2 separate regions of the Homo sapiens genome follow, and region 2 is linked to region 1. The links are chromatin contacts, found by Hi-C in ENCODE. All regions are on one chromosome and are shown on one strand. The core of a region is the stretch at or near the end of the contact, and the rest is flanking DNA. Distances in the headings are between cores, read along the strand shown.

The links. Hi-C counts contacts between places; a loop is a spot of excess contacts on that map. Pooled maps may share reads with other maps.
Region 2: a loop to region 1 is called in a map with no recorded cell type, with 2.9 times the contacts of the local background. The contact joins the promoter of HDGFL3 here to the enhancer-like site in region 1. A Hi-C loop is called at or near these places in 2 of 37 single-sample maps with no recorded cell type and 2 of 50 pooled maps.

The regions. Positions count from the first base shown.
Region 1 is chr15:81,021,231-81,025,897 of GRCh38, reverse strand. No RefSeq gene overlaps it. Among named protein-coding and RNA genes, the nearest start is that of TLNRD1, 23 kb to the right of the region's middle. RefSeq lists enhancers at 1,096-1,390, 2,399-2,548. Within about 2 kb of position 2,342, at least 26 of the 41 ENCODE cell types and tissues checked have a DNase peak (open chromatin) inside an H3K27ac peak, as active enhancers do.
Region 2 is chr15:83,204,429-83,209,072 of GRCh38, reverse strand. It overlaps HDGFL3 (HDGF like 3), which reads left to right and starts at 1,250. Exons shown (of 6, transcript NM_016073.4): 1 at 1,250-1,742. The coding sequence starts at 1,659. RefSeq lists an enhancer at 339-952 and silencers at 813-1,152, 1,543-1,992.

The DNA.
Region 1 (4,667 bases), core at 1,093-3,592:
ATGGGGTGTGGTCCCCTCTCACACAGCTCCAGTACACTGCTCAAGGACTAAAGTGACTTTGAGCTATGTCTCAAAAGCAAGTAAGATGTTCCTTCAACTTTCTTTCATGATACAAAATTTGAACTCGTCTTTCACCTATCAAGAGCTGCAGCCCTAATCCCACTCACCAACTTGTTCCACACCTGCTACTTAAAATTCAATTATCAAATCCCACGTGCAGGCCAGGCGTGGTGGTTCATGCCTGTAATCCCAGCACTTTGGGAGGCTGAGGCAGGCGGATCACTTGAGGCCAGGATTGAGACCAGCCTGGCCAATATGGTAAAACCTCATCTCTACTAAAAATACAAAAAATAGCCGGGTGTGGCGGCACACACCTATAATCCCAGCTTTTTGGGAGGCTGAAGCATAAGAATTACTTGAACCCAGGAGGCAGAGGTTGCAGTGGGCCAAGATGGGTCCACTGCTCTCCAGCCTGGGCAACAGACTGAGACTCTGTCTCAAAAACAAAACAAAACAAAATCCCATGTGTGTGTTTGACAATGTCTATGCAAACTGAATATGTGCCTGCCCTACGACCCAGAAAGCCTACTCCTTGGTACACAACCAAGAGACATACGTTCATGTAGGCTAGGAGCACACGTTCACAACTGTGCTCACAGAAGCCCTGTTCCTAACAGCGCTGACCTGGGAACAACTCAAATGTCTCCCAACAACAGACGAGATAAAAGAGTTGTATTACATTTACGTAGTGAAATACTGTGCAATATTGGGAAAGGATGAACTGCAAGTGTATGCAACAACATGGATGAATTTCACAACATACTGAATGAAAAACAAGGTATTTAGAAGTCAGGGTGGCGGCATCCTTGGCAGAAGGCATGAGGAAAAGGAAGGGGACACAGGGAAAGCGGGTCTGCAGTGATGGTTGTGTTGTTTCCTGATCTAGCTGCTGGTTTCACAAGTGTGTCCACTGTGCGAAGATTCATCGACATTTATACCCATGATTTGTGCACTTGTATATATGTTACGCTTGAATTAAAAGTTTACTTAGAAAAAGGAAAAGTTTACCATTCACCTCTAAATCAAAGCCTCTTTTCTGTTAGTGATTTCGCAGCAGCACCTCGGAGGTGTCCAACCCCTCCTTCCCCCTGCCTCCACCACAGTCTGGCTTCGTAGGATCTTTCTTCTGTGTGGCTGGCGTTTGTCTCCTCCCATCCTGCTTAACTTCCCCAGTCAGGGCCTCAACCCCTCAGACCTGTTATGAATGAAATCATGGCCTCTCTGGGCTCCCTGCTTCCTGTCTGTCCCATCCAGCTCCTTTAAAGTGTTTGCTCTGGATCTCTGCTTTCATCATAATCCTCCTTTTAAACTTCCAGTCCACCATCATCAAGTCCGCGATAAAATGCAGCTTCTCTGCATGGCACTCAGGCCGCCCTTTTAAAAATCAGGCCACACGTCCCTTCCAACTTCGTCCAGTCTGTGCTCCCTAATGAGCCAATTCTCCAGCCAGATGGTCCCCTCCTCCCTCATTGTCAGCACACTCTTGTGGCTTCTGCCTGCAACCCCAAGCAGGAGAGAAAGCCCAAGCCCACTCCATCTTGCTCATTCTTCCCAGGACCAACTCAGGTTTCTTTAGCCTTCCCGATAAGACCTTGACATTAGCCTCATCCAATTCCTCTCTCCTCTGAGTTTGGCTGTCCATACTTACTTGCCCAAATCATTCAGGGTTGGCCTTATGGGCACGTGCCCCTTGAAAGGAGCTGGAGAGGAAAAAAATGTTCTGAACTGTTTTCATTCATGCTTAGGCTGGGAACACATGCTGGTCACCATTGAATACAAAACCTCCTCTGGCTCCCAGACGTAGATCACTCAAACACCCAACCTGATCTTGAACTTCAAAATGCAAAAAAAGTAAACTCGGCAGGGAGAAAACTGCCCACTGACTACCAAAGATGACACAGCATGAATATTTCCTCCAGCTACACAATGGAGAAGCTGAGTAATATGCAGAATTCACTAAATGACGGGGACTAAGATCACAGGGGTTTTAAGGTCAGCTGAAACTCGATTGCCGTAGTTTTCCTTCCTCTTGGGTAAAAGCTTCTCTGAGCAAACCACATTTTTTCAGAGAATCAAGGCTAGAGTCCCTGGTGAGGCAGTTCGTTCCTGGCCTTCTGTCCTGGGCCACGTGCTTCTCAGCCCTTCCCTGTTGGGCTGCGGGAGGGTTCAAGATGGAATGAGGTAATGCTGGCAGGACAGCTGCCCAGGGAGCGAACGAAACTCTGCCCTGGTTGCAGCCTAAGCAGGACAGGAAGCAAATTAGCAGAAGCAAGCAGTAATTTGACTGCCAACAATAGGAGTCAAAACTGCATTTCTGACCCTGCACCGTTGATCCTCCTCACAACAATAGTCATCCACAAGCCATAAAAAGGCCGATGAAACACTATTTGAGATTGCAAATGCTGGAGTCAAAAGAGTCCTGGGTCCAAATTCTGGCTCTGCCACCCATCCGCTGTACGACCTCGGACAACTTGCCTAAGGTCTGTTAGACTCTGATTCTTAAATGTGCATATTTCATCAAGGTACTGTATGAAATGAGGATGTATGTAAAGTGTGTAGTACATAGCAAGAGCCCAATAAATAGACAGTATGTTCTATGGGCTTTTGTGAACCCCTGCCATCTTGAGTTTATTAACCCTCCATGCGTAAAAACTCCCTCACATTTTTTGCTTCCTTACGTTCTTTTTTTTTTTTTTGAGATGGAGTTTTGCTCTTGTTGCCCAGGCTGGAGTGTAATGGCGCAATCTTGGCTCACTGCAACCTCCGCCTCTGGGGTTCAGGCGATTCTCCTGCCTCAGCCTCCCAAGTACCTTAGATTACAGGTGCCTGCCACCATACCCGGCTAATTTTTTGTATTTTTTAGTAGAGACGGGGTTTCACCATGTTGGCCAGGCTGGTCTCAAACTCCTGACCTCAGGTAATCCACCCGCCTTGGCCTCCCAGAGTGCTGGGATTACAGGTGTGAGCCAACGCGCCTAGGGTTATCATGAGGATTAAATGAGTTAATGTATACAGTCAGCCCTCTGTATCTGTGGGCTCCATATCTGTGGGTTCAACGAACTGCAGACAGAAAATATTTGAAAGAAAAAATGATGTCTGGGCTGGGTGTGGTGGCTCATACCTGTAATCCCAGCACTATTGGAGGCCAAGGCAGGTGGATCGCTTGAGGTCAGGAGTTCAAGACCAGCCTGGGCAACATGGTGAAACCCCGTCTCCATTAAAAATACAAAAATTAGCTGGGCATGATGGTGCATGCCTGTAGTCCTAGCTACTCAGGAGGCTGAAGCAGGAGAATCCCTTGAACCCAGGAGGTAGAGGTTGCAGTGAGCCAAGATCCACCACTGCACTCCAGCCTGGGCAACAGAGTGAGACTCTTTAAAAAAAAAAAAAAAAAAGAAAGAAAGAAAGAAAAGAAAAGAAAAGAAAAAATGATGTCTGATGTCTGAACTGAACAAGTAGAGACTTTTTTATATTGTCATTATTCCCTAAACAACACGGTATAACAATTATTTACATAACATCTACATTGTAGTAGGTATTATAAGTAATCTAGATATGATTTAAAGTATACAGGGCTGGGTGCAGTGGCTCACGCCTATAATCCCAGCACTTCTGTAGTCCAAGGCAGGCAGAAGGCTTGAGCCCACAAGTTCAAGACCAGCCTGGGCAACATGGTGAAACCCATCTCTACAAAAAAAATAGAAGCTAATCTGTGAAGATGAAGACTATATGTATGAGTCATTCACATGCTGGTGGTAAATTATCAATCTGCAAAATTAATCTGCAATATATAAAAATTAGCCCCATGTGGTAGCCTGCACCTGTAGTTCCAGCTACTCAGAAGGATGAAGTGGGAGGATCACCTGAGACCCTAGAGGTCGAGACTACAGTGAGCCATGATCGTGCCACTACACTCCAGCTTGGGTGATGGAATAAGACTCCATCTCAAAATGATAATAATAAAGTATACAGGAGGATGTGCACAGATTATATGCAAATACAACACCATTTTACATCAGGGAGTTGAGCATCCAGGGATGTTAGTATCCAAGGGGGTCCTGGAATCAATCCCCCACAGATACAAAGGAACAATTCTAAGTGCTTGGAAATGCACCTAGAACATAGAAAGTATCATGTAGGTGTCAGTTATTATTAGGAAAGCCTGGGGCAAAGGATACGAAATTACAAGGAAGATGATGCTGAAGACAAATTCTCCCATTTCCCAACTCAGGGGCCTGGCTAGAGTCACTGTTTCTCTCTGCAAACTGGCCATTTCCATTTCCACCGTCTTTTGCTGCCAACACGGAGAAGAGCTTCTGTGCTACAGCCGAGCCACATTTTGGTGCACGAAGATGTGCGGGTTGCCTGAGGATTCTAAGCAGCAGTTCTAGTACGTTTTCCACAGGCAAAATGCACTTGAGGCTCCAAACTACCAGCTTTGATCAACTGTTATGTGAGGTAAGGCCTTATCTGGTTCATCCTAAAGCATCCTAATGAAAACAGAAAACTGTAAGGGGAAACAGATGCAAGTTTGTGGCAGAGGGAAAAATGCACTGGAGTCTTGGGAAAGATGGGGAGGGAGGGCTATTCCTTTTTAAACACAGCAT
Region 2 (4,644 bases), core at 1-2,500, 2.2 Mb before region 1:
ACAAGAGCAGGAGTTAAAACACACACACACCATTCTACAAGGCCAGAGAGGGGGGCGGATGGTGGGGAAAACTGTAGCTTCTGTAAAAGGGAGAGAGAACAGACACAAATGAGAACTGTCCGTGTGACAAGGTGAGGGCCACAGAAAGCAGCATTTAGGAGCTATGCCAGCTGACCCCTTAAAGGAGGTGGGTTACAGCATGATTAAAGAAGCAGCATTCGTTCATTGGACAGACTCCAAACGATTCCTTGAATTATTCTACTTACTCCTCACAAAAGAGAGTGTTAGGAAGATTCCTACTCTCAAAATGTCTTTGAAAGCAGCCAGCTAGGGAATTTAGAGTAAAATAGTGGTAAATGAACATGTTCTAGAGCTAATGAACTGTATATGTACATACATCTCCAGAAAGGGATGCTAATTTCAAAAACGTTGTCCAAAAGGTTGCCAGGATTGGAAACAAGTGACCGGCCAGTGCAAGTCCTTTTCACAAACACTGCAGGCCTAGAAAACGCACACAGAGAGAAACATAATCGCTTATGGACTTTGGACTCATGTGGATACAGGTTCGAATCCCGTCTGTGCCACTCAGCAAATGAGAAAACCTCCCATGACTCCGATTAAATAGCTCGCCCTAGGTGGGTCACACTGCATTGTTAAGGGCAGACCTGGGGCAAGAATCCAATAAGGTCGCTGACTCCGGAGCGGTGCTCTTTCCGGCAGCTTGGTGCCCAGCAGAGGGTCCCCTCGCGCCGCCGTCCCCCAGGCCTGGAGCGCCTTTGTCCCCCACTCACCAGAGAGCAGCCGCGGAAGTGGCTGGCTGGGGGTAGCCAGGAGAGGGTCGAGTCAGCGGGAGGTGGGCGTGGGAGCGGGGGGCGCGAGTGGGGAGAACCCCCAGAGTGGCACGGACGGGAGGGGAAGGGGGCGGCCGGGTGGTGATTGGCTGGGCTGCGGCAGGCAGCTCCGGGCCAAGAACAAAAGAGAGCAGGCGGCGGGCGTCCTCCGGAGTAGGCACTCCCGCCCGCCCGGCGCGGGCTTCGGTGCTGGGGGAGGACGCGCCCACCGCCCGCCCGCCAGCCGAGAAGCCGGGCTGGCGCGCTCGGTTTCTCCGCGAAAGCCGGCCGTGTACCTAGGAATTAACCGGCCCGCGCGGGAGGGAAGGGGAGGGGAGCGGGAAGCGGGAAGCGGGGCGGGGGGGGGATGCTGAGCGCGCGCGAGAACAATAATAAGATCGTGTTTGCGGTCGCTGCCCGAGAAGGAATTCGGAGCAGACGCGAGGCCCGGCGCTCGCGCCGCGCCCGGGAGCCCGGGAGGGAGACCGGCAGCGGCGGCATGAGGCAGGCGACGCGGCGCTGGTGAGCAGCGCGCGCGGCGGCGGCGGCGGCGGCGGCGGGGACCTTGGCGCGGCCGGACGCGGGCGAGCGCCGAACGGCCGGGGGCTCCCCTCCCCCGCTGCCGGGCCGTGATTTGCCGGGCCTGCTGCGCCCCCCGCCCACCCCTTGCCTCAGCCGCCGCCTCGCCGCTTCCCCTCGTCGGAGCGGCCGCTCGTCCGCCCGGCTTGAGGCCCGCGGGGAGCGCGGCGCAATTCGTCGGCCCGCGGGGGGGCGGCCTCCCGGCATCTTCGCGGCGACCAAGGACTACCAGGAAGGGGAGCGGCTGGGATGGCGCGTCCGCGGCCCCGCGAGTACAAAGCGGGCGACCTGGTCTTCGCCAAGATGAAGGGCTACCCGCACTGGCCGGCCCGGGTGAGTACCGCGGCCGCGCGCGGGCCCGCCCGCCCACCATTTTCCCCTTCATGATGGCGCGCCCGCCCCCTTTCCCCATCGCCTCAGCCCCGAGCCCGCAGCTCGCGGCCGGCTGTGGTGAGGGCTGAGGGCGGCGCGGCACGAAGAAGACCGGGCCGGGGCTGAGGCAAGGGCTCCCGGCCTCGCCCGCACTCCGCCAGGGCGGCCATCCTTCCGCCCACTTTCGAAGGCGGGTCCGGCCCCCGCAGGCCCGACGCTGCCTTCCTCCTGGAAAGCCGGTGCCGACCGGGAAGCCACGCCGCCGGGCAGCGGGCCTGCGACGGAGGCTTCGGCTCCGGGCAGGGTCATTGGTGGATACCCTGGGTCCCGGGCGAACGTCGGGGCAGGTACGGCAGCGGGGTGAGCGGCTGTCCGCGAGCCGGCGAGTGCCGGCGGGCAGTAAATCCTGGAAAGTGGTAGTGGTCATCCAGAGGCCAGCGGGAGCCTCTTGGCAGTCATTCATCCATCTCTTTGCCTTCTAGACTTGTTGAGTTTTCCCTGAGCGCGATTCCCGGTGCCCCGCCTGCCCTATCATTGTCCTGGGGTACGTGCCTCTCTGGTGCCCATCGTTCTTTTAAACCGACCTCTGATAGCCGAGAGCTTGCAGCCTACCTCTGACTGGTGGGTCCAGCAAGCTTCTTGTGCCTTTCCACCTCCATATTTGTTTTAGGTAGAATCTCAAACCTTATTCTTGGCCTCCTGCTACAGTCCACAATAGCTCTCTCTTCCTACATAACAAGGTTGTCGTTGGGCTCTTTTTCTAGAAAGCGTCTGCATGTAATACATAGCATTCACAATTTTTATTAAGCTCTTTGAGGAAGACACACAACACTGCCATGTGTGCTTTGTGTTTTAGAAGAAATCCTTTTTATTTTTATTTTTGTATGGTTGGCAGTTGATTGCTTGAAATAAGAAATCTTGTGAAAAGGAGGGTCAAGGCATTCTAGAGATTATATTGGTATTCTTTAGGAACGGAAACAGTCATGGAGAAAATTGGCATAAATATAGTGTGAGCTCTAAAATGTTGTATTGTAGTCAAGTGAAGATAGCAAGATCAAGAAAAAAAAATACACCCATTCACAAAAGGAAGTGACATCACGAGTGGCCAGACTGAAATTTAGTGAAGTTGAAGTAATGGATGGACATAATCACTTTTTAAATATTTGGTTTGGCATGATTGTCAAATGGAAAGAACACTAGGCCAGGAATTGGGGGACCTGGTGTCTGGTTCAGGCTCTGTTATGGACTAATCATTTCAACTGTCTGCATATCCATTGCTGCAACTATAAAATCATCTCTAGGATCCTTTCCAACACTAACAACCTCAGATATCAAGAGGAAAAAACAGTCTTATTCAGGTTCCAGTAGACTGAAAATAGCTTCGCATCTGAACTGTAGATTGTCCTTAAGATAAGGCAAAGTTTTTAAGGTAGAATAACTGGTTATTTTTTATGCTGTAATACAGTATTGCTTAGAGAGGCAAGATTTGTGACTTTAGGAGTCCCTGAATATATTTGTGACTTCAGAAAATCCCCGAATCTGTTTGCCAAGTAAGAAATGTATAGCTTTAGGGCCATATGTGTATAAACACAGTCAAAGCCAATTAAAGGTTACCGTTACTAGTTGGTCATTTCCTAGTACCATAATGGCTTTTTAAAATCTTCCCTTTGAAAAATATCTTCTGATAGTCAAAAAGAAAATAGACTTAAAATTTCATTAATATGTTGCCTGTACAGGTTGGCCACCTGTAGTAATTTGTGAAACAGAAAAATCCTACGGAAGTGGTCCTAGTTGTATATCTAATTGTACATAAAATTCCTGGAAGTGATAATTCCAAATAAGGCAAAATGGAAAATAAAATGAGGAAACAAAATTAAGTTTTTAGATAAAATAGGTACAAGAAAGAAAAATCTGTATCTATTCACATTTAACGAGCTCCTCAAGAAACAACCTAAGACTCAAAAAAAGAAGTTTTATTTTCTCGTTAGTGGCATGCTGCAATTTCCAAAGGTAAAGGTTAGAAAAAGATTTGAGTCCCCTTTTTTACAGTGCGTATACTTCACATATGTTTTCATTTTTTTCATCCCAATTCTATGAGGCATTATTCCCATCTTACACCTAGGTATAGCTGTGTAGATGATAATGTTATAAAATGCTAACTGGGAAAAAAAGTCTTGCTTATTGAAGTTTCAAATATTATCACTTGATACGAAGGCCATTCATGTGGGCATTAGATACTGTGGGGCGCCAAGGACTCAAACTTAGGAGGGAAACCAGGAAGAAACAGATTTCAGAGTACATGTTGTAGGAAGGCACTTTGTATTAGAGCTGGTTCATACAGGAATGGAGAAGCAACTTCCTTGCTCTAGGGAAGATGTTTGGTCCTAGGCAGCCCTTTGTGAGGAATGTAGGTCAAGAGGATTCAGAATTCCTACAGGTTGGATTCAGCTCTTGGCTGGGCTTCACACTGTGACCTTGTGCATGTTCTGTAATCTTTCTAAGTTTCTGTTTACTCGTCTGTAAAATAAAGATAATTCTCACCTCACAAATACAGAGTATCTAAAAGCACCAAGTGATGGTACTTGTATGTTCCTACCTTTTTCCTTTTTGAATTTCTAACTTTCCTTTGTATCACTACACTATTTTAAATTATTGTCAACTTTCAACTCAGATTTATTTTTCCAATATTTTATCCTGAAAAATTTCGAATATATAGATAAGTTTAAAAAATTGAACTGTGAAGACCCATTTATCTACACCTAGATTCTACAATTAAATTTCATTCTACTTGCTCTTTCATGCATCTGTTCATATATCCTCCCTCTATCTACATAATAGTTCCTCTTATTTTAATGCATTTCAA